Linked DNA regions of Homo sapiens: region 1 is linked to region 2. Evidence: chromatin loops called from intact Hi-C (ENCODE). Cell type or tissue: mammary epithelial cell. All regions are shown on one strand. Each heading gives the region's core, and the rest is flanking DNA. Links, peaks and the distances in the headings are about the cores only.

Region 1 (11,880 bases), core at 1,763-9,762, 160 kb after region 2:
ACTGACAGAACATACTCGTTAGGGTACTTTAAAGGCATTCATTTATAAAAGAACAGTTGACTTAATCACTATAAATTACTCTTCTACAAAATAGTGCTTTTTAAAACCCAGTTTTATTATATACACCCTGAAAACAATAGTACTTCACTAAAGTATTCCCTTAGACCCCCCATGGTTCATGATGATATTCCAGTTAGTCTGCTATTAATAAGCGTCCACTAATATTGGAAGGTTTGACCCTTTGGATCTCTTTCTGCCACCCAGTTATAAATCTTATCATTTGATAATGTCAAAACCATTAAAACACCCTTTTAAAGTCCAATGAGCGGAGGAGCTACAGAGTTGTGATGGTGGCAGATGATGTTTTTTCACAGTGAAAGGCACCTTTCACTGTGGAATTTCACTATATGGAATTCGTAGTCTGATTTGGGATGGAATCCATGTCTGCCACTTTCTAACTCACCTCTGGTAAGTCACATAACCTTTGTGTGCCTCAGTTTCCTCACTGGTGAATATGGAAATAACACTCAGATCTATCCTGAGGATTCCCCATAAACCGCACTTCACAGTGTGTGACCTAGAATAGGCACTCCCTGTAGATTAACTTGCTTTCCTTTCTTGCTTGTCTTGCCACATGTTTTCACCATCACAGTTATCTTTTTGGAAAACAAACATCCAGAATGACAACGTAAAATGAGGATTTCTCCCTGGACAGCCACATGCTTTATGTAACGTAAATGACCTACTCTAATTGCAGGTTATATACAGGCATGTAGAGGACTTATGATCGCTGCTGTCAGCCTGGGCTTCTTTGGTTCCATATTTGCGCTCTTTGGAATGAAGTGTACCAAAGTCGGAGGCTCCGATAAAGCCAAAGCTAAAATTGCTTGTTTGGCTGGGATTGTATTCATACTGTCAGGTAAATAGTAACTTTCTTCCAAACAAGGTACTTGATGATGTTAATGAAATCACACTAACCATAGTGCTTTCCCTCTAATATTTGTTAGGGCTGTGCTCAATGACTGGATGTTCCCTATATGCAAACAAAATCACAACGGAATTCTTTGATCCTCTCTTTGTTGAGCAAAAGTAAGTACTCTTCTCAGTCTGTTTCCAGCTCACAGGAAGTGTATATAAATTAATATTCTCAACCAAGAGACATGAATTTCCTATATGACTTTTGAAAGTAAGACATACTGATAAATGGTAACTGATGACATCATTCAAGATTAAATGTGTCATATGCCACATACGCAAAATATGCATTTAATTAGTTTGCTAGTGTTGCAGTGTCTTGTCTCGAAACAGTTCAAGGCATCAAATTTAGAACTATAAACTTCATCGTTTGCTGTACATCATGAAACTGAGGTCAAGTAGAGGAAACGTGAAAGGTGTCAGACGGAGAGGAAAGAATGATGCGGTGTGCGAATAGAAAATTAAAACCTTGCCTTGATTGTTGCCCACTCAAAATGATATTTGCCAGATGCTAGTTTCTGGGTCTTTTAAATTTGCTGTATTAACTACTGTCTTAACAAGCTCCTCCTAATAAACCTTTATAAAGAAACTGTATACGATGCAAGGTTTTTGAAAAATGCTGTAGGAGCACGGCACCTTTACCCAAATGTGGCTGGTCAGTCTTGCAGATGAATGCTTTGGAATTAACAGATCAGTTTGCTTGTTGGTGTTGTTTTTAAACTATGGGCTGTTGCTTTTTATAGTTTCCCTAGGCTTATTTCTTTGGATTGGGAAAACCCCAGGGATACCAAATCAGAATTAATATATTAAATATTTTGTCTTACCTAAGAATGTATCTACATCCCTCTTTAGGAAGCCTCACGTACGTGTGTGTGTATTGCTATCAATGAGGCTGGTAATTTTATTTTAGACTTCAGGTCAAATTTTATAGAATTTTTAAGAAGTATATTACTGAAATAGCTGGTCAGCTGGGCTTTACTTTTTTTCTGGTGGTTTTAGGAATCTTCAGGAAATTGATTTTCTAGTTCTGGCTTAAGTGTACCTTACGCATAAACAGTAAATGCTTATATCATGAAATAAAATGAAAATAATAGCTAGCGCATGTTGAGTCCCCACCAGGAGCCAAGCAGAGCACTGCAAATATTATTTTATTGTGTTATTTTATTTTATTCTTACAAACAACCTTATAAAGTAGGTCCTCTTGGTACTCTTTTTTTAAATTGAGGAAAGAGGCCAAGTGATGTGTTCAAGGGAACTTGGACCAAACTAGTAGGCTGATTGAACTGGGATTCAAACCAGGCAGTTGAACTTCAGAACACTGGCTCTTAAAAAGCATGATTTCTAATATTCCACTATTTTGTAATTTTTGTGACAATATGCTACATGTACTGTTCATCAAGAGGTTTCTTTCGTCCTTTTTTTTTTTTTTTTTAAGAGTTAGGGCCTCTTTCTGTCACTCAGGCTGGAGTGTGGTGGTGTGATCTTAGTTGACTGCAGCCTTGCGCTTCTGCACTCAAGTGATCCTCCCACCTCAGCCCCCCGAGTAGCTGGGACATATATGTGCCACCACAACCAGATAATTTTTTTTTTTTTTTTGAGATGGAGTTTTCGCTCTTGTTGCCCAAGCTGGAGTGCAGTGGTGCGATCTCGACTCACTGCAACCTCCATCTCCCAGGGTCAAGTGATTCTCTTGCCTCAGCCTCCTTAGTAGCTGGGATTACAGGCACGCACCACCATGCCCAGCTAATTTTTTTGTATTTTTAGTAGGGACAGGGCTTCACCATTTTGGCCAGGCTGGTCTCGAACTCCTGACCTCAGGTGATCCACCCGCCTCAGCCTCCCGAAGTGCTGGGATTACAGGTGTGAGCCACTGCGCCCGGCCCCGGATAATTTTTACATTTTTTAACGGAGACAGGTCTTGCTATGTTGCCCAGAGTTGTCTCCAGCTCCTGATCTTCAATGATCCTCCTCCCTCAGCCTCCCAAAGCACTGGGATTACAGGCATAAGCCACCATGCCCAGCCTTTTCTATACATTTAAAAATAGTTTTTATTCAGAAATGTTATTAAATGGGAAAGAAAAACAAATTTTATTAAATGGGTTTTAGACCTCAATATAACTTTTTTATCCCCTGCCTATAATACAAAAACATGTCCTAATTTATTAATTTTCTCCTACTTATCTTTCAAATGAGATTTGCACAGATGTACATGGCAGGAAACATTGAAATAAAAACCAAGGCTGTATTTCTGAAGCTTAGAAATATTTTAATGATATTTAAAAGAAATATTGTATTTAAATGATACATTTTTATTTTAGGGTTTGATATCATAAATATGCAGCAAACCTGTACTTCTCATGGTTTATTTTATTAAACACATTTCTCACTCTTCCGCATTATCTTTTCTATATTACTGGTTTTATTTTCCTGACAATTATTAAGGATATCTTTGTCTATATCTTAAAAATCATTGGACTCTTTCCTCAAATGGTCAAGGCTAATTTGTGTACAAACAATAACTTAAACCTATCTTTGCGTGACTGTTTTCTGTCCTTACTATAGCTCAGTCACCTAATTCAGTGTAGTGCCATTGGAATTTCTTATTCTCTTTTCAGATTTTGATTAAACTCAGTTCAGTAATTAGGTGCTATGAGAGGCTTTCCTCTTTTTCAACCTCTTGGTGCTACATTGGCTATTCCATTCTCATTAGCTTCTTGGAATTTCTCTTTCTGTCTCTGCCTACCCACTCTCTCTCTCTCTCTCTCTCTCTCTCTCTCTCTCTCTCTGTCTGTATTCTCATCTGTAAAACAAAGATAATAATAGCATACCTCTCACAGAATTGCTGTGAGAGTTAAGAGAGGAGAGAGAGAGAGAGAGAGAGAGAGATAGATGTGATTGGCACAGAGCAAACACCTTGTATTAGCTCTTATTGTGTTATATTAATTATTATTAAGATTGCTTTTTAATTCTGTATAGTATGTAAGATGTGGCTTATCTTTATAGATGCCTTTATTAGCTCTTTTCTGCAGTGGCTTAAAAATATAACACCTACAATTCACCAATTTACCTAATGTAATTAAAAGCACAAGAACCAGGGGTCATGAAAAACAGCAGTGCTTATCCATTGGTAATATTTACAAATAACAGGCCCTTTGCATCAAGGTCTATAGAAAATATAGACTATAAAAAACCTGATATTGAGAATGAGTTGACTTCTTGAGATTAGGACTTTCTCTCCTTCATCTCTGTTTTCCCTGCAGTGCCTTTCACAAAGAAAGGTCCTCCATGATTTCAACAAAATCCAGTTGGATCAAGGAATTATCAAGGCCTGAGAATTGTAGATACCATCAGATTCTAATTACCCACAATGATAGAAAAGGGGCATAAAAATGACATGACACCCACAAGAACTCAGACCTCATTTAAACAAAACACACTTGTATAAAAACTAATAAATTAACTAATATGACTTCACTTGGTTTCCGTTTATCAACACCTTCTAGTAGAGGGGATAAAAACTGGGAAGATGAATAAGCTATAAATTGGCTATCAGCACAAAATGAACTGATTTCCTAGCTCTCAAATGTCATCTTTAAAGCAATATTTTATTTTGGCTTATTCTAGGGATAGCACTTCTCTGGCTAGCATTTGCTGGAATTTGATAATTGATGCTTCTGGTTTTGTTTGTACATGAACTTAGAGAGGAATACGTTGTAGAATCAAAGCTTGTGGCAGGGCCAGTCCTAGATAGGCTGGGATGTGGAAGATGCCACTATAGGAATGTTCTATGTCTTTGGTGTCTTAATCAGCTGGCATAAGAATTAAGTTCCTTGAGGTCAGAAAACGTCTATGCAACTGTATCTTCTTTCCCTAGCACAGTACCTAGAAGTGAAATTCTTATGTGTAGACCTAGTCCTTTCAGAATTAGCAAAGAAAATTGTTGTCTCAGTGGATAGAGGGAGCCTCCCAGAGGATGGAGCAAGAAAGCTCTCTTCTTCCCATTATTATCTTACATTAATCTTACAAAAACTAGCTGCCACTAAATACCATCTCTCCCTGCAGGAGCATGTGTGTTTGGGCCCTTAGGAAGCGCAGTGAGAGACAGCGACTTGTCACATGTTCTAGTTTAAATTTCTGGTGAGCAAATACTTGCTCTCCAATACCCAACCCCTAAGGAAAAGAGTTTAGACCTCAGAGCATGGTTTTGTTGTTCTTGCTTTGCTGCTGCTCTTGTTTTTCCTTCAGATTTGTATGCCGTGTTAATTGGATCTTCTTTGTAGATTTCCAGGACAACTCTACATAAGGCACATCTTGGTTGCCCAAGTTAGGAAAACACAACTAAGCTCATGAACCAAGTTCCCTATACATTCCTGCTATATGCAAGGAACTCAACAGGAGCTTTGTTGATGAGGAAAAAATGAGTGGCTTCTAGCATGGACTTGGAGTAAAGATTGCAGCAGGCACATGGCAGGCAGTATTGCACTTTATGTTCAGTGGCTAGTTCCTCTAAAAGTCCTTCCTTTCCCACCACGTATCTGGGAAGATTTTTCTTCCGAGCTACAATCATTTGACAGAACTGCAATCTGTAAAGAGTTTCATCGTGTTCTGCTATTTCTCTATTTTTCCCTTTTGTTTTGCTTTTTTTCATTCGAGCTATGACTATGTTTGATGACTCCAGCATGAGCTCTTGCAGAGCCTTGAAAACTGTTTTTCAACTTTTCCCTTTAGGCTGTGTCAAACTAACTTCCTCCTTTTTATTAAAACAAAAACTAACAAATCTGAAAAAAAAAAAATCTCCTGCAAGCTTCTAGTAATGGGTACTCCTTAGCATGATTCACCATACCAGGATGTTGAAATTTAATTACGTTATTCCCACCATTGTTTTGTTATCCAAACCACTAACTTTCTGAATGTCCAGCTTTGTTTTCTTAGATAAACCATTGCAAGTAAGAATTGATCAACATTAAGAAACTTCTTTTCAAATCATGCAAAGTTATACGACTTAACTGATTGCTCTGGTTGAGGAAGTAGAACAGAATTGTTGTCTTAGACTTATTCTTTTTTTGTATATGACATTTACCGTTAATATTTTGGCCCAGCTATTTTTGTGTTGGGGTCTTATCATCCTCTAGGCTTATTTCCAGACTTTTCAAAATCATGTCGCACTTCTCATTCCTGGCATGTATTTGGTTTCTACTTTAGGATTTAAGCTTTATATAATAAAATATTTTCACCATTGTGGCTATTTAGTAGTTAGAAATAAACAACTACCTACTTTCTTTTTTTATTATTATTATTTAAGTTCTAGGGTACATGTGCCCCACATGCAGGTTTGTTACATAGGTATACATGTGCCATGTTGGCTGGCTGTACCCATCAACTCATCATTTACATTAGGTATTTCTCCTAATGCTATCCCTCCCCCAGCCCCCCACCCCCTGACAGGCCCCAGTGTGTGATGTTCCCCACCTTGTGTCCATGTGTTCTCATTGTTCAGTTCCCACCTATGAGTGAGAACATGTGGTGTTTGGTTTTCTGTCCTTGTGATAGTTTGCTGAGAATGATGGTTTCCAGCTTCATCCATATCCCTGCCAAGGACATGAACTCATCCTTTTTTATGGCTGCATAGTATTCCATGGTGTATATGTGCCACATTTTCTTAATCCAGTCCATCATTGATGGACATTTGGGTTTGTTCCAACTCTTTGCTATTGTGAATAGTGCCGCAATAAACATACATGTGCATGTGTCTTTATAGTAGCATGATTTATAATCCTTTGGGTATATACCCAGTAATGGGATCACTCAGTCAAATGCTATTTCTAGTTGTAGATCCTTGAGGAATTGCTACACTGTCTTCCACAATGTTTGAACTAATTTACACTCCCACCAACAGTGTAAAAGCATTCCTATTTCTCCACATCCTCCCCAGAATCTGTTGTTTCCTGTCTTTTTAATGATCGCCATTCTAACTGGCATGGATGGTATCTCATTGTGGTTTTGATTTGCATTTCTCTGATGAGCAGTGATGATGAGCATTTTTTCATGTGTCTGTTGGCTGCATAAATGTCTTCTTTTGAGAAGTGTCTGTTCATATCCTTTGCCCACTTTTTGATGGGGTTGTTTTTTTCTTGTAAATTTGTTTGAGTTCATTGTAGATTCTGGATATTAGCCCTTTGTCAGATGGGTAGATTGCAAAAATTTTCTCCCATTCTGTAGGTTGCTTGTTCACTCTGATGGCAGTTTCTTTTGCTGTGCAGAAGCTCTTTAGTTTAATTAGATCTCATTTGTCTATTTTGGCTTTTGTTGCCATTGCTTTTGGTGTTTTAGTCAGGAAGTCTTTGCCCATGCCTATGTCCTGAATGGTATTGCCTAGGTTTTCTTCTAGGGCTTTTATGGTTTTATGTCTTACATTTAATTCTTTAATCCATCTTGAGTTAATTTTTGTATAAGGTGTAAGGAAGGGATCCAGTTTCAGCTTTTACATATGGCTAGCCAGTTTTCCCAGCATCATTTATTAAATAGGGAATTCATTCCCCATTTCTTGTTTTTGTCAGGTTTGTTAAAGATCAGATGGTTGTAGATGTGTGGTGTTATTTCTGAGGCCTCTGTTCTGTTCCATTGGTCTATATATCTGTTTTGTTATTAGTACCCTGCTGTTTTGGTTACTGTAGCCTTGTAGTATAGTTTGAAGTCAGGTAGCGTGATGCCTCCAGCTTTGTTCTTTTTGCTTAGGATTGTCTTGGCTATGTGGGCTCTCTTTTGGTTTCATATGAATTTTAGAGTAGTTTTTTCCAATATTGTGAAGAAAGTCAATGGTAGCTTGATGGGGATGGCACTGAATCTATAAATTACCTTGGGCAGTATGGCCATTTTCACGATATTGATTCTTCCTATCCATGAGCATGGAGTGTTCTTCCATTTGTTCATGTCCTCTTTTATTTTGTTGAGCAGTGGTTTGTAGTTCTCCTTGAAGAGGTCCTTCACATCCCTTGTAAGTTGGATTCCTAGATATTGTATTCTCTTTGAAGCAATTGTGAATGGGAGTTCACTCATGATTTGGCTCTCTGTTTGTCTGTTATTGATGTATAGGAATGCTTGTGATTTTTGCACATTGATTTTGTATCCTGAAACTTGGCTGAAGTTGCTTATCAGCTTAAGGAGATTTGGGGCTAAGACGATGGAGTTTTCTGAATATACAATCATGTCATCTGCAAACAGGGACAATTTGACTTCCTCTTTTCCTAATTGAATACCCTTTATTTCTTTCTCTTGCCTGATTGCCCTGGCCAGAACTTCCAACACTATGTTGAATAGGAGTGGTGAGAGAGGGCATCCTTGTCTTGTGCCAGTTTTCAAAGGGAATGCTTCCAGGTTTGCCCATTCTGTATGATATTGGCTGTGGGTTTGTCATAAGTAGCTCTTATTATTTTGAGATGTGTTCCATCAATACGTAGTTTATTGAGAGTTTTTAGCATGAAGGGCTGTTGAATTTTGTCGAAGGCCTTTTTTGCATCTATTGGGATAATCATGTGGTTTTTGTCGTTGGTTCTGTTTATGTGATGGATTACGTTTATTGATTTGCATGTGAACAACTACCTACTTTCAGTCAAATTATCTCATTCTTGTTGTCAAGTTGAATGGACACTAGACAATGTAAGAAGTAAATTTCTAGGCTATACAGATTTTCCTGGGTGAGGTTGAAAAGAATATTGACCTCATCAGGTGACCTTGTCAAGATGTTTAATTTCTCTCTTCTATACTTATTATAATTTAATACATTATGGATGTTTGTTTATTTAAGTTTACTCCATTCATGAGTTATTTGGAGGATGAACTAATGTTGGTAGTGATCTCACATATTCTCAGATAGGAGATTCCAGATAAGTGCCAAGTGGTAAGAACAAAATAGAGTTCAACTGTTAAATATTAAGAAAGTGTTACTCAGTGGTTTCAGTTTGTTCAGAAATAGTGCAGGCCACCTCAGATCACCAGAATTACTTAGATGCTTTTGTTATGCTAGCATGACCTAAAAATCTGCTTGGGAACTAAATATTTGGCGCTCTCTTTTGTTTTTGCTGACCAGTGCATGACATCATGATTTCTGCCAGCGTGCCCTGCTTTCTGGTAATTCAGCTCTTACCCCCATTGCTCCTCTCCTTTTCACATCCTGGCTAACCTCTGATCAGCCTTCAGAACCTGCATTTTGGGTGGGGTGTCCCTGTTTTGGGTGCTCCCTTTCTACCTCGTGCTTCCATCCTAACCCTACTGGGTGGTTTGCACCTGCTTATTTATTGGTTGTTCTCCTAAACAAGACCACAAGCATCTAGAAGTCGAAACCATGTGTTACTCACTTTGGAATCTCTTGTAGAGGACCCATGCTCCATGATCCTTACAGCAAGGATGGTAAATCTGCAGTGGTGTAGGACTGTCTGTCTGTCTGCATATCTCCTAGAATGGTAAGACGGAGTGTGCTTGTGGTGATCGCTTAAAGGAACAGGGAGAGGCAGCATGGCACACTGTTCAAGAATAAGGACTCTGGATCCAGGCTGCCTGAGAGTAAACCCTCGCTCTGCCACTTTCTAGCTGTGTAACTTTGAAGAAGTTACTTACCCTTTCTGTGCCCAGTGCCCTTCATCCGTAGAATGAGGATAATACATACTAGGAGGCTGTTGTCAGGATTAAATGAGATAGTATACTTCAACTGTTTAGAATCATGCTAGTTCATAGTAAACACTTACTAAATGCTAGCTACTATTTTTAGGGATACTGACCCTAATGCACAGTATATTAATGTATAGTATATTACCTTATGTAATCTATTAAGGTTAGCCACAGAGAAATGTATGTTGAAATGTTGGAGACCTAGTAGAAGAGACAATTGTTTTAAGACACTTGGCTCTCAAGTAGAAGGCACGTTTGAAGGGGACCTAGCATGAAACTATAAGGCTTGGCTGGGTGCAGTGGCTCATGCCTGTAATCCCAGCACTTTGGGAGGCCAACGTGGGTGGATCATTTGAGGTCAGGAGTTCAAGGCCAGACTGGCCAACAAGGTGAAACCCTGACTCTATGAAAAATACAAAAATGAGCTGGGTGTGGTGGCAGGTGCTTGTAGTCCCAGCTACTCAAGAGGCTGAGGCAGGAGAATCACTTGAACCTGGGGGGTGGAGGTTGCAGTGAGCTGAGATCGCACCACTGCACTCCAGCCTGGGCAACAGAGGGAGTGAGACTCTGCCTCAAAAAATAAATAAATAGATATAAAATAAAATAAATAAGGCTTGTGTAATTTAAAAATTGTTGGTCACCTCTGTCATAGCATTGAGTTAGAGATAAGTAATAATTTAAAGTTGTCAACTGGATACTCTTGGTTCAATTCTAAAATGTGCTCAGGTAGGTTACTTGAAGACTGAATAAAATGTCAGATACGCCTTTTTTTTGAGACGGAGTCTTGCTCTGTCGCCCAGGCTGGAGTGCAGTGGTGAGATCTCGGCTCACTGCAAGCACCGCCTCCTGGGTTCACGCCATTCTCCTGCCTCAGTCTCCCAAGTAGCTGGGACTACAGGCGCCCGCCACCGCGCCCGGCTAATTTTTTATATTTTTAGTAGAGACGGGGTTTCACCGTGTTAGCCAGGATGGTCTCGATCTCCTAATGTCAGATTCACTTTTGATTGACCCAAGCTTCTTTTGCTGCAAGTCCATCTGTATATTTTTACCTCAACACAAAGCCACGTACACCCACATCCACACACGGATTCTTGACCCATGCTTACCAATACTGGCCATGCCCTAAGGCAGCTCAGGACAGTATTTGTTATTTTAGGAATTTCCCATCTTGAAGCACAGCCTTCTCTGTGATGTCAGTTTATTCAGACTTCAAAGTCTGCATGTAAACCTGTTATTGTGCCTACTGTAACTATTATGACTCGGTGCCTCATTTCTCACTTACGGCCAAGCAAACCCCCCAATTATCCACACACGAATGGAGATCAATGGCATGGATGGTGCTAAGCAACTGATTTGGTTTTGAATTGAACTATGTGACTTTTGGAACATGAGATGTTCCTTTTACATTACAGTTTACTTTGGCTAACAAAGATTAGCCAACATTAGATTTAGTCCTACTGTGGATGGTTTTTAAATTTCTGTGAATAATTTTCAAGAATTAGTACTTCTGTGTAGACACTCACTGATCACTTTACACACTATTAGAGAGGCAGGTGGTGGAGAGGAGAAGGGTGAGGTTTTGGAGTTTGACTCAGCTCAGATCCTGGCCCGGGCCAGAGTCCTGGCCCTTACTCTACTGTTATATTAGGTAGATTGCAGTTGTCTTGACTGGATAACAGAGGCAATATTTCCTGTTCTGAATGTTAAGAGGATTAGAGAAGATAACATATTGGGGAGATATTGGCCCAAAGATATGAAATTTCAGTTAGATAGGAGGAATAAAATATATACATAATTTAAAAATGTATATATATATACACACACACACACACACATATACGTGTGTATATATATATATATATATATATATAGACCAGTTTTATAACTATTTATAAATTCATTTCAGCATTCCTGATTGCCTAAATATGTTTCCTGAATTTACCTTTGGACAATTTGTAACATATTATGTTGGTGCAAAAGTAATTGCGTTTTTGTCATTGCTTTTAATAGCAAAAACTGCAATTACTTTTGCACAGACCTAATATATCTGCTTCCCTAATTAGTTAATGAGCTAAATAAAATCCTTGAAACATGTTCATTTTAGAAAATACAAAGAAAACGTCTAGAAAGCATCCACCACAGTGACACATGGTAGGTAATCAATCAATGTTACCTGTTATTAATATATACAATTTATAGAATTCTGAACTACCCTAATGAAAATCACAGTGCATGGAAGGA
Region 2 (11,880 bases), core at 1,992-9,991:
AGGCTGCAGTGAGCAGAGATTGTGCTACTGCACTCTAACCTGGGTGACAGAACAAAAGTCCATCTCAAAAAAAAAAAAAAAGGTCTTGTTTAACTATTAGTGAGAAAGGATGTCGAAATCCCCAAGAGGTTTGCTCTCGTCCAAATTTGAAGAGCTTACAATAATATCACTATTTTGAATTTGTGATTTGAACAAAGGATTAAATAAAGTTGTGCTTTGCTCAATAATTTCTGGTTAAGCTACCAAGTTAGCTCCTTTATTTTATTTATTTTTTATTTTTGAGACACATTCTCTCTCTGTTGCCCAGGCTGGAGTGCAGTGGCACCATCCTGGCTCACTGCAACCTCTGCCTCCTGGGTTCAAGTGATTCTCCTGCCTCTGCCTCCTGAGTAGCTGGGATTACAGGCGTGCACCACCATGCCGGGCTAATTTTTGTATATTTAGTAAAGATGGGTTTTTACCATGTTGGCCAGGCTGGTCTCGAACTCCTGACCTCAAGTGATCTGCCCACCTTGACCTCCCAAAGTGGTAGGATTACAGGTGTGAGCCACCGCGCCCAGCCCAAGTTAGCTCCTTTAAAAACATATTTTGGGCCAGGCACAGTGACTCAAAAAATATTTTTAAAGGAACTAACTTGGTAACTTATGTTCCCAATACTTTGGGAGGCCCAGGTGGGAGGATCGCTTGAGCCCAGGAGTTCAAGGCCAGCCTGGGCAACATAGTGAGACCCTATATTTATGAAAAATGAAAATATTAGCTGGGCATGGTGGTGTGTGCCTGTAGTTCCAGCTCCTCAGAAGGCCGAGGTGGGAGGATTGCTGAGCTCAGGAGGTCAAGGCTGCAGTGAGTTGTGATCGTGCCACTGCACTCGCAGCCTGAGGAACAGAGTGAAATCCTGTCTCAAAAACTTTTTTTTAATTAAAAAAAAACGTACTTTGAAGACACCTACACACAGATACATACAGCTGTGTACTATAGGCATAGCTTCCATTTGAACCAAGTCTTTTTTTTTTTTTTGAGACGGAGCCTCACTTTGTCACTCAGGCTGGAGTGCAGTGGCACGATCTCAGCTGACTGCAAACTCCACCTCCTGGATTCAAGCAATTCTTATGCCTCAGCCTCCAGAGTAGCTAGGATTACAGGCGCCTGCCACCACACCCGGCTAATTTTTGTATTTTTAGTAGAGATGGGGTTTCACCATGTTGGCCACGCTGGTCTTGAACTTCTGACCTCAAGTGATCCACCTGCCTCCGTCTCCCAAAGTGCTGGGATTATAGGTGTGAGCCACCGCACCTGGCCTGAACCAAGTCTTTAAGAGGGAGAATTCTGGGTGTGTTGGACTGGAAAGGAAAGGAAGTAGTTCTGGGCTTTTCCTTGGTGATCTTGGGGAGCCCACCCCTACCCTGGCAAGGGCCTTGGCATCCAGCTTCAGGTAGACCTCAGACCACAGGGGATACAGCATGGAGTTCCCTGTGTCCACCTGTGCCCTGACCTCTGGGTAATTCTCAGACAAAACCCACAGTACTTTAGGGGCCAAGGGCAAGCTTCCCCTTCACCCTCTGAAGGCTCATGGAAAAGTCAACTGACAAAAAGCAGGTTAAGAACAGAGAAGGCATACAAATTCATTAATATGCATGGGAGTCGTAAGACCTCAGATACATGGCTGGATGGCTGATGCTTCTTTTTTAAAAGTTTTTTTTTTAATTTAATAGCTATTTTTTTAGAGATGGAGTCTCACTCCATCACCCAGGCTGAAGTGCAGTGGTGCGATCATAGCTCACTGGATCTTTGAACTCCTGTGCTCAAGCGATCCTCCCACCTCAGCCTCTTGAATAGCTGGGACCACAGGTGCACACCATCACATCTGGCTAATTTTTTGTTTGTTTGTTTGTTTCTGAGACAGGGTCTCACTCTGTCACCCAGGCTGGAGTGCAGTGGCTTGACCATGGCTCATTGCAGCCTCAACCTCCGGGCTCAAGAAATCCTCCCACTTCAGCCTCCCAAGTAGCTGGGACTACAGGCATGCACCAGCACACTGGGCTAATTTTTATATTTTTAGTAGAGATGGGGTTTTGTCATGTTGCATATATATATACATATATATGTGTATATATGTGTGATATATATATGTATACATATATACATATATATATGTATATATGTATACATATATATATATATATATTTTTTTTTTTTTTTGTAGAGACGGAGTCTTACTTTGTTGCCCAGGCTGGTCTCAAACTCCTGGCTTCAAGCAATCCTCCCACCTTGGCCTTCCAAAGTGCTGGGATTATGGTCCCACCTTGCCCAGCCTGGTTGATGCTTTTCTGTAACCATCTTGAGGTTTCAGAAAAAACGAGGGCTTGGAGCAAGACCAGACAGGTTATGGGAAGGAGAGAAGAGGGGGCTTGGCTTACAAAGGTCATCTTGTTATGTAGATGAAATCTCACAGGTAGCAGCTCTCAGAGAGAAGAGATGGTGAATGTTCTTTTCAGATGTTTAAAGGTGTCGGACTCTCAGTTCATCTTTCCCAGATTGGACAATGGAAGGCCTCAGGGAAAGCCTGGTTGCACCCGTGTGGATTTTCTCTACAGGTGCAAATCTCCCCAACAAAGGGTAGCTTTGCAGCTTTTCCTTTATTTCCAGACCTTCTGAATAGCCATGTTGTACCATGTCAAGGAAATCTATTTTGGGGTGAAATATTTCAGTTTCCTTCAGTAATTTTGGAGGTGATGTTGAGTTGTAGGAGGGGGAGATAAGATTATTATTTTTCCTACATAAACTACTGTCATTGAGTACCATTTTTCTATTGCCTCTACCACACAGAGAAGAATGTATCAAGCACTCTAGTAGGCACTGCAGTATTTACAACTGAGAAAATAAGCAACTGGAAATATAAAAATTGTTACCTAGGGACGGGCAGGTGGCTCATGCCTGTAATCCCAGCACTTTGGGAGGCCAAGGCGGGTGGATCACTTCAGGTCAGGAGTTTGAGGCCAGTCTGGCCAACATGGTGAAACACTGTCTCTACTAAAAATGCAAAAATTAGCTGGGTGTGGAGGTGCATGCTTGTAATCCCAGATACTCGGGAGGCTGAGGCAGGAGAATCACTTGAACCCAGGAGATGAAGTTTGCAGTGAGCCGAGGTCACGGCACTACACTCCAGCCTGAGCAACAGAGCAAGACTCTGTCTCAAAAAACAAAACAAATTAAAATACAATAATAAATGAATAAAAATTGTTACCTATTTATTTTGGAGGAAACATATCTTGCCTAAACCCTAGCTTTCATTCAAAATGAATGATATATCAGAATGTCAGCCAAATTATAGCTAAGATTCATTTTCCCTATGAGTCTCTGTTTTGTTATGATTACAGCCTACAGCACCACTCAATTGTTAATGGTAACTGAAAAAATATATATATAATCCTCTGCTTCCCAGGTTCACGCCATCCTCCCACCTCAGCCTCCCAAGTAGCTGGGATTACAAGCATGGACCACCACGCCCACCTAATTTTTGTACTTGTGTTAGAGGCAGGGTTTCACCATGTTGGCCAGCTGGTCTCAAACTCCTGACCTCAAATAATCTGCCCGCCTCAGCCCCGCAAAGTGCCGGGATTACGGGCATGAGCCACTGCGCCTGGCCACTGAAAATATTTTAAAAATAATTTCGAAATGTAAAAATGATCTATAAATGATCCATTATGTGAAGCTAATTGCTTCTTTGCTTTTATATACATTCAAAAAAAGAAGCCAGTGTCATTGTGGATTAGACTCATGAACTTCCCCCCCACCCGCTTTTTCTCCTCCTTTTCACCAAAAAATTAGTCATTAGACTGATAACTGACAACAGAATGATGCCAAGTTGGTCAACTGCTGTCAAGCAACTCTCAATCTTCTTTTTCTTTTTTTGTTTGAGATGAAGTTTTGCTCTTGTCACCCAGGCTGGAGTGCAATGGCATGATCTTGGCTCACTGCAACCTCTGCCTCCTAGTTTCAAGGGATTCTCCTGCCTCAGCCTCCTGAGTAGCTGGGACTACAGGTGTGTGACACCACACCCGGCTAATTTTTGTATTTTTAATAGAGATTGGGTTTCACCGTGTTGGCCAGGCTGGTCTCAAACTCCTGACCTCAGGTGATCTGCCCGCTTGGCCTCCTAAAGGGCTGGGATTACAGGCGTGAGCCACTGCACCCGGCCTCAATTTTCTTTAATAAAAGATTAATTGGTGTCAGGTTGCTTAGGGAGAGGGGAGCAAAAACTCAGTCTTCAGCAACTGTGGGCTGTTTCTGGTGAATTAGTACCTCCTCCTGGCAATACTTTATCCAGCAGTGTTGCTGACAAATGGAAGTTGCTGGGGTGGGTGGAAGAGAAGGAGTAAACAGGGGGTCAGTTTTAGTGGCTTTATGTACCTGCTGTGGATAAATCAGTTCAGTGGATTTTTCATTTCCTTTTTCCACAAAGTGAGAAATAGTAGAGAGAATTAAGCTAAAAGACCGTTTGTAAATACAAAGTCACTGCATCTTCCCCCTCCACCAACATGATATATTCTCGAGTTTCTATTGTGTTCTAGGCCCTTAGATGAGTACTATGTGCTTAGTGTGTGCCTGTCCTCAGCAGGGTAATTCCACTTGCATCAGCCCCTCCTCGCATTGCTATAAAGAAATGCCTGAGACTGGGTCACTTATAAAGAAAAGAGGCTCAATTGGCTCCTGGTTCTGCAGGCTGTGCAGGAAGCATTATACTGGGATCTGCTTCCGGGGAGGCTCCAGGAAGCTTCCAATCATGTTGGAAGGTGAAGGGAGAGCAGGCGCCTTACATGGCCAAAGCAGGAGCAAAAGGAGAGAGTGGAGATGCCACACACTTTTAAACAACCAGGTCTCAGGAGAACTCACGATCGCCAGGACAGCACCAAGGGGATGGCGCCAAACCATTCATGAGAGACCCACCCCTCCTCCCGCGATCCATCCAATCACCTCCCACCAGGCCCCACCTCCAACGCTGGGGATTACAATTCGACAGGAGATTTGGGCGGGGTCGCACATCCAAACCGTATCCCCACTTGTTTCCCACCAAATGGTCTGCCCTTAGCCAGTCCCTCTGACTTTCTCAGTAAGAAAGTGCGAACTGAGGTGCCTGAGTGGCAGAGCTGGGATTGGAAAGCAACGTAGTGGATCCCAGAGTCAACATTCCGTTTTTGCGGGGTGGGGGTTGGAGGAGTTGGGAGGTCTTACTATATTGCCCAGGCTGGTCTCGAATTCCCATAGGCTCAAGCGATCCTCCCGAGTGCGGAGATTACAGGTGTGCGCCACGGCGCCCGGCTCCAAAGTCAACGTTCTTAACGTCTGCCTTACACTGTCTCCATGTTCTTACCTTTCATCCATTTTCTCTGGCTCATCATCTTGTCCATTTCCCTTCTCAGGGTCACCACCTCCCTCAGACGTTTCTGGGACAGATCCAAGCCAGCAGAGCAGCTGCTCGCTCCAGAGCCGTGGTGTCTTCCTGGTGCATCAGCGCCACCGCGTGGCAAAACAGGGCAACTGTAGGAATCGACTTTCCATCTATTTGGAGCTCATCAGTGCTTTTCTTTTAGGTGACAACAGAGTTGTCCGGCAGGTTTTTCCTTTCTTTTCTTCAAGTAGGGTAACATTAGTTCACATCTGCTCAAAATAATTTATGTTCGTATTCTAACAGACTCATATGGCAGGAACAAGAAGTGCACATGCCAAAAGAAAGGCAGAGGACTGCAGGAGCAAGACGGGTTGCAAGGGGCGTGATGACTAGCACAATCCTGGCCCCTCTTCTTCCAGCATTATAAAGACACAGTAGAATAATAGTGCATGAGTTATTGTGACAGTAGCACTTTTCAAAAATATATAGCATTGTGGAAACAGACGCCTCCAAATATATATTCCTCACTGCAATAAATGTCTATGTAAGAGTAATATCTAAATCTGGTTACGTATGTGCTAGCCCTTACTTGCACATCTGATAGTGTTCCACGATTCCTTTGCAGAAGCTGTGGCTGACTTTCCCACCTGGGGTGATTTCAGGACAATATTAAGGTGCTTTGTTCTCCCTGTAAGGAAGCAAGTTGGATAATGTACACAAAACTAAAAGCATATGTTCAGTATAGTTAATAAGTAAATTGGTGATCTGTAAGCCATATTAAGATAAATGGAATAAACAGTATAATGGAACAGACAGCAATGTTCCTCAAAGATAGAAAATCACTCTGCACCTTATAAGCTGACAGCTGTGTCATGTCATGCCTAAGTCAACCACACATTGGTGAGACCCAGTGTGGTCCCATTCTGGCCCCATATGCACTCTGCCCAAGAAAAGGGAGATAAGCCCAGTGCTGCTCAGTGGGCTGACCAGCCAGCTGCAGCGGTGGGCACGTGTGCGTGCTCTGTGTCTTCTGGTGGAGGAGGGGATGTGTCGGCTCCAGGTGCGGCCATTTCTTGGGTCCCTCTACTGGAACTTCCATGCTGGTCCTTACATCCGTGCTACCATGAGGCTGATATAGCTGAGAAAGGGATAAGACATGTAAACTTTGCGTGATCTGGATCCAGACAGTGTGCTCCTTCTGTCCCACTTGCATCCTATCCTAAGCTTGTTAACCTTTTGGACTGTGTGTCTTTCTGCTCCGCGACCCTGGGATGGCTCGCCTTGGTGGTGCTCTGGGAGCTACTGGTGCATCTAGGTAATTTTCTACACAAGTACAGGTAAGGGTTAAGCTGTTTGGGTGTCAGAAATTCTATGTAGGAGGGTCATAGGGAAAACAGTTTATTTGGAAAAAGAGGCTGGAAGGCTGGTCTTGAGGCTGTATTTTCTTTTTTCTTTTTCTTTTATATTTTCTTAGAGATGGGGAGTTTCACGCTGGTCACCTAGGCTGGAGTGCAATGGTACGATCTCGGCTCACTGTAGCCTTTGCATCCTGGGGTTCAAGCGATTCTTGTGCCTCAGCCTCCCAAATAGCTGGAATTACAGGCATGCGCCACCATGTCCAGCTAATTTTTTGTAGTTTTTAGTAGAGATGGAGTTTCACCATGTTGGCCAGGCTGGTCTCGAACTCCTGACCTCAAGTGATCTGCCCACGTCAGCCTCCCAAAGTGGTGGGATTACAGTCATGAACCACCGTGCCTGGCCTGAACCTGCATTTTCTTAGTGTATTAGTCAGCTCTGGCTGCCCTAACAAAAAGCCACAGACCCAGTGGCTTAAACAAAAGGAATTTATTTTCTTACAGTTATGGAGACTGAAAGTCCAAGGTCAAGGTGCTGGCAGGGTTGGGGTCTGGGTTCTCTCTTTGGATTGCAGACGGCTGCCTCCTTGCCATGCCTCATGGCCTCTCCTTAGTGTGTGTGGATGGAGAGAGGAAGAGGAACCAAGCTCGCTGGTGTCTCTTATAAGGGCACTGATTCCATCATGCAAACTCCACCCTCATGATCTCATCTAGGCTTCATCACCTCCCAGAGGCATCACAATGGGGTAGAGAGAGCTTCACCATAATGACTTTTAGGGGGACATAATTCAGTCCACAGCATTTAGCAAACACATTTTTTATTTAGAGTGACGGAGGTGGGAGGGGGCAGCTCTGAATTAGCCTTCACTGAACTGAAAAACATTTATTCCTGGGAAACGCAACATGCCAAGTGAAATCCACACTAACCTGCAGGTGGTAGCGGATCCCTGCCTGAGAGCAGCTTGGGGTTGGGGGCGAGGAGGGAAGGGAGTGGGCAGGGGGTGCTGATGATGGTGGACTCATCAAAGAGGGGAGGAAAAGGGAGAAGAGAACACAGTCATCCTTAGGTTGCGAACCAGGGCAAAGACAAACTTCTGCCTAAATCACAACTCTGACTCATGGAGGTCCTGCTAAGCATCTGGCAAATTTTATAAAGAAAAATGTTCTGGGCCTCCCAACTACAGGTTTAAAAATCTACATTTTCTCTAAGGCTAGTAAAATATGTGTTTCTCATCTCAAAGAGACGTGGACATTACTTCCGCCATTGCTTCTACACATCACCTTCCCCACATCCATCAGAGGGTGTGTACGAAGCACTCACCCTGGACCCCAAGGCTTGCCTGCGACAGAGCTCGCTCCATCTGCAGAGTCCGTTAAACAGATTTTGCGGCAAATTCAAGTTGATCCACAGCAGTTATAAATCCAGCACTCCAGGCCGGGCACGGTAGCTCACACCTGTAATCCCAGCACTTGGGGAGGCCGAGGTGGGCAGATCACTTGAGGTCAGGAGTTCAAGACCAGCCGGGCCAATATGGCGAAACCCCATCTCTACTAAAAATACAAAAATTAGCCAGGCATGGTGGTACATGCCTATAATCCCAGCTACTTGGGAGGCTGAGGCATGAGAATTGCTTGAACCTGGGAGGCAGAGGTTGCAGTGAGGCTGAGATCACACCACTGCACTCCAGCCTGGGTGACAGAGTGAAACTGTTTCTCAGTAATAATAATAATAATATAAAAAAACAAATTCAGCACTACTCAGTTCAGTCATCAGCCCAGGAGGAGTCCAGGACAACGGAAAGCTAGAACAAAGGGAGCAGTACTGAACCCCTTCCAAGCCCTGGAAAAACTGCACGCACAGACCAGGGCACCAGGTGATACTTGGTACACAGGTAGGTGACTCCTATTTATCAGATGGGAGGCTGACTGCTCTGTGCTCATTGGCTTCCTGGTGGCATCTCTGATTTACTAGCCAGGCTGCGCATGGTGGCTCACACCTTTAATCCCAGCACTTTGGGAGGCCGAGGCGGGTGGATCACCTGAAGTCAGGAGTTCAAGACCAGCCTGGCCAATATGGTGAAACCCCATCTCTACTAAAAATACAAAAATTAGCCAGGTGTGTAATCCCAACTACTCGGGAGGCTGAGGCAGGAGAATTGCTTGAACCCAGGAGACAGAGGTTGCAGTGAGCAGAGATCGCATCAGTGCACTCCAGCCTGGGTGACAGAGTGAGACTGTCTCAAAAAAAACAAAAACAAAAAAAAAAGCCAGGCATGGTGGCAGGCACGTGTAGTCCCAGCTACTCGGGAGGCTGAGGTGGGAGGATTGCTTGAACCTGGGAGGCAGAGGTTGCAGTGAGCCAAGATCATGCCACTGCACTCCAGCCTGGGTGACAGAGCGAGACCCTGTCTCAAATTAAAAATAAATAAATAAATAAACAAAAGCAAATCAGGCCCAGTTTGAAGGTAGAGATGGGGTCATTTATATGGATGCAACTACTGGCCATTGATTGTATGCCAAGCACTGTGCTTGCTTTCCATATTTTTTTCTAGGTTTTTGTTTTTGTTTTTGTTTTTTGGTCTGTCGCCTGGCATGGAGTGCAGTGACACCAGTGCGACTCACTGCAGCCTTGACCTCCCGAACTCAATTGATCCTCCCACCTCAGCCTCCCATAGCTGGGACTACAGGCTCACACTACTATGCTCAGCTAATTTTTTAAATTAATTATTGTTTTTTTAAATTAATTATTATTTGTAGGGATGGGGGTCTCTCTATGTTGCACCTGGCCAAGACATCATTCTAACTGAACTACGCAAGTCACAAAAGGACAAATACTGTATGATTCTGTTCAAGTGAGATGCCTAGAATAGTCAGATTTATAGAGCCAAAAAGTAGCATGGTGGTTGTCAGGGGTTGGGGATAGGAGAAATAGGGAGTTATGGTTTAATAGGTACAGAGTTTCAGTTTGGAAAGATGAAAAAAACCCTATAGATGAATAGTGGTGATGGTTGCACAACAATGAGAACGTGTTTAATGATACTGAATTAATAAGATAAAAATGGTTAAAATGAGGCCAGGCATGGTGGCTTAGACCTGTAATCTCAGCACTTTGGGAGGTCAATGCAGGAGGATCACTTGAGTCTAGAGGTTCAAGACCAGCCTGGGCAACATGGCCAAACCCTGTCTCTACAAAAAATACAAAAATTAGCAAGGTGTGGTTGCACACATCTGTAGTCTCAGCTACTCGGGAGGCTGAGGTGGGAGGATGACCTGAGCCTGGGGAGGTCGAGGCTGCAGGACAACAAACCAAGACCCTGTCTCAATAATAAATTTTATGTTATGTATATTTTACCATAATTCTTTTTTTATTTTTAGTCTTGCTCTGTCATCCAGGCTGGAGTGCAGTGACATGATCTCGGCTCACTGCAAACTCCACCTCTCAGGTTCAAGCGATTCTCCTACTTCAGACTCCTGAGTAGCTGGGATTATAGTCATGCACAACCACGCCTGGCTAACTTTTGTATTTTTAGTAGAGATGGGGTTTCACCATGTTGGCCAGACTGGTCAGACTGGTCTTGAACTCCCGACCTCAAGTGATCCTCCTGCCTCGGCCTCCCAAAGTGCTGGGATTACAGATGTGAGCCACTGCGCCCAGCACCCCTCCTTTTTATTTTGAGACAGAGTCTCGCTGTGTCTCCCAGGCTGAAGTGCAGTGGCAGGAACACAGGTCACTGCAGCCTCAACCTCCTGGGCTCAAGCAATCCTCCTACCTCAGTCTCCCATATAGCTGGGAGTACAGGTATGCACCACCACACCCAGTTAATTTTTTGATTTTTTTTTTTTTTTTTTTTTTGTAGAGACTTGGTCTCACTTTGTTGCCCAGGCTGGTCTCAAACTCCTGGGCTCAATTGATCTTCCTGCCTCAGCCTCCCAAAGTGCTGAGATTACAGGCCTGAGCCACTGCACCTGGCCCACAATATGTATTTTTTAAAGTTTAAAATAAGTAACTTCGTCTTAGATAGCACCTGCTGAAAAGTTTCTGGCCAACACAGCTTTTCCTGGCTCCAAAGCTCCTATCTGTTCTTTGTCACCACAATACCTCACTCCTTAAAGGCAACGTCTGTCCTAGGCCCCACTCATAGAAGCAGAGGGTGGACAGGGCTGTACCCGTCGTTTCCTCTTCTTCACCCGAGCATCCCCAGCCTCTTGCTCATAGTCCATTGCTGTAGGTGTTTTGACAATGGGGCCAGCCTCAAATGGCAACTCGACTCCATATAAAATATAATTATGTTTTTTAAATTTTAGGTCAAGCTTTGAATCATTGCAAAATAATCAAGAAAAGGCAGTGGTGGCACAAAATGATGATATAGTTATGAAATTGTCATCTGAAATCTGTCTAGAATGTATTGAAATCCATATTAATTTGGAAAGACGTGGAGAGAGGATGAGGTTTTGACATGTCATCTGGAGTTGAGGAATCACTTTGGAAGGAGCTGTTGAGGGCTACAAAATATTGAACTAGCATAAATATTTGCTTTGAATGATCTTTCATCTTCCTAAAGACGTCAGGAAGTTTCTCAAGGGAAGTTAAGGTGGTTTGCTATAGGCTAGCAACCCGACCTCGATCCATGCCATAATTCACATGGCTTCTCCTTCTGCTCAGGGAGGTGTAGATGCCACAGATGATTCTGGAGTAATCTCTGTATGTTTAGATCCTATTGGGGTGAGTTGGGGAGTCAGTCTGAAGTGAGATCCAATAATATGTCAACCAATAACAAGAGAGGATTCTGGAAAGGAGGTCTGGAATGTGTTTAAAAATAAAAGTTAAGCCTACATCCATACAGAGAAACAAGAAGATAGATGCTTGGGTGAGATAACTAACCATCTAGCCTGGGCACAGTGGCTCACACCTGTAATCCCAGCACTTTGGGAGGCCGAGGCTGGTGGATCACTTGAGCCCGGAGGGTCAAGACCAGCCTGGGCCACATGGCAAACCCTGTCTCTATAAAAAGTACAAAAATTAGCCGGGTGTGGTGGTGCATGCCTGTAGTCCCAGCTACTCAGGAGGCTGAGGTGGGAGGATGGCTTGAGTCCAGGAGGTTGAGGCTGCAGTGAGCCATGATGACACCACTGCAC

The links. Peaks named below come from ENCODE experiments on the same cell type or tissue, not always from the same donor. Only the 100,000 strongest peaks of a DNase experiment are listed, where the experiment ranks them.
Region 1: it touches region 2 in a loop (6-fold over the local background); 2 of 110 quality-filtered maps call a loop at or near these places.

The regions. Positions count from the first base shown.
Region 1 is chr13:95,559,375-95,571,254 of GRCh38, forward strand. It overlaps CLDN10 (claudin 10), which reads left to right. Exons shown (of 5, transcript NM_006984.5): 2 at 758-919; 3 at 1,008-1,089. Among named protein-coding and RNA genes, the nearest start is that of CLDN10, 13 kb to the left of the region's middle. In mammary epithelial cell, for the core only: a CTCF peak has its summit at 4,948; a DNase peak (open chromatin) is centred at 5,827.
Region 2 is chr13:95,398,954-95,410,833 of GRCh38, forward strand. It overlaps LOC124903193 (a long non-coding RNA gene), which reads right to left and starts at 6,135. Exons shown (of 2, transcript XR_007063839.1): 1 at 5,372-6,135. In mammary epithelial cell, for the core only: a CTCF peak has its summit at 5,514 (motif pointing left); a DNase peak (open chromatin) is centred at 5,478; H3K4me3 peaks cover 327 bases.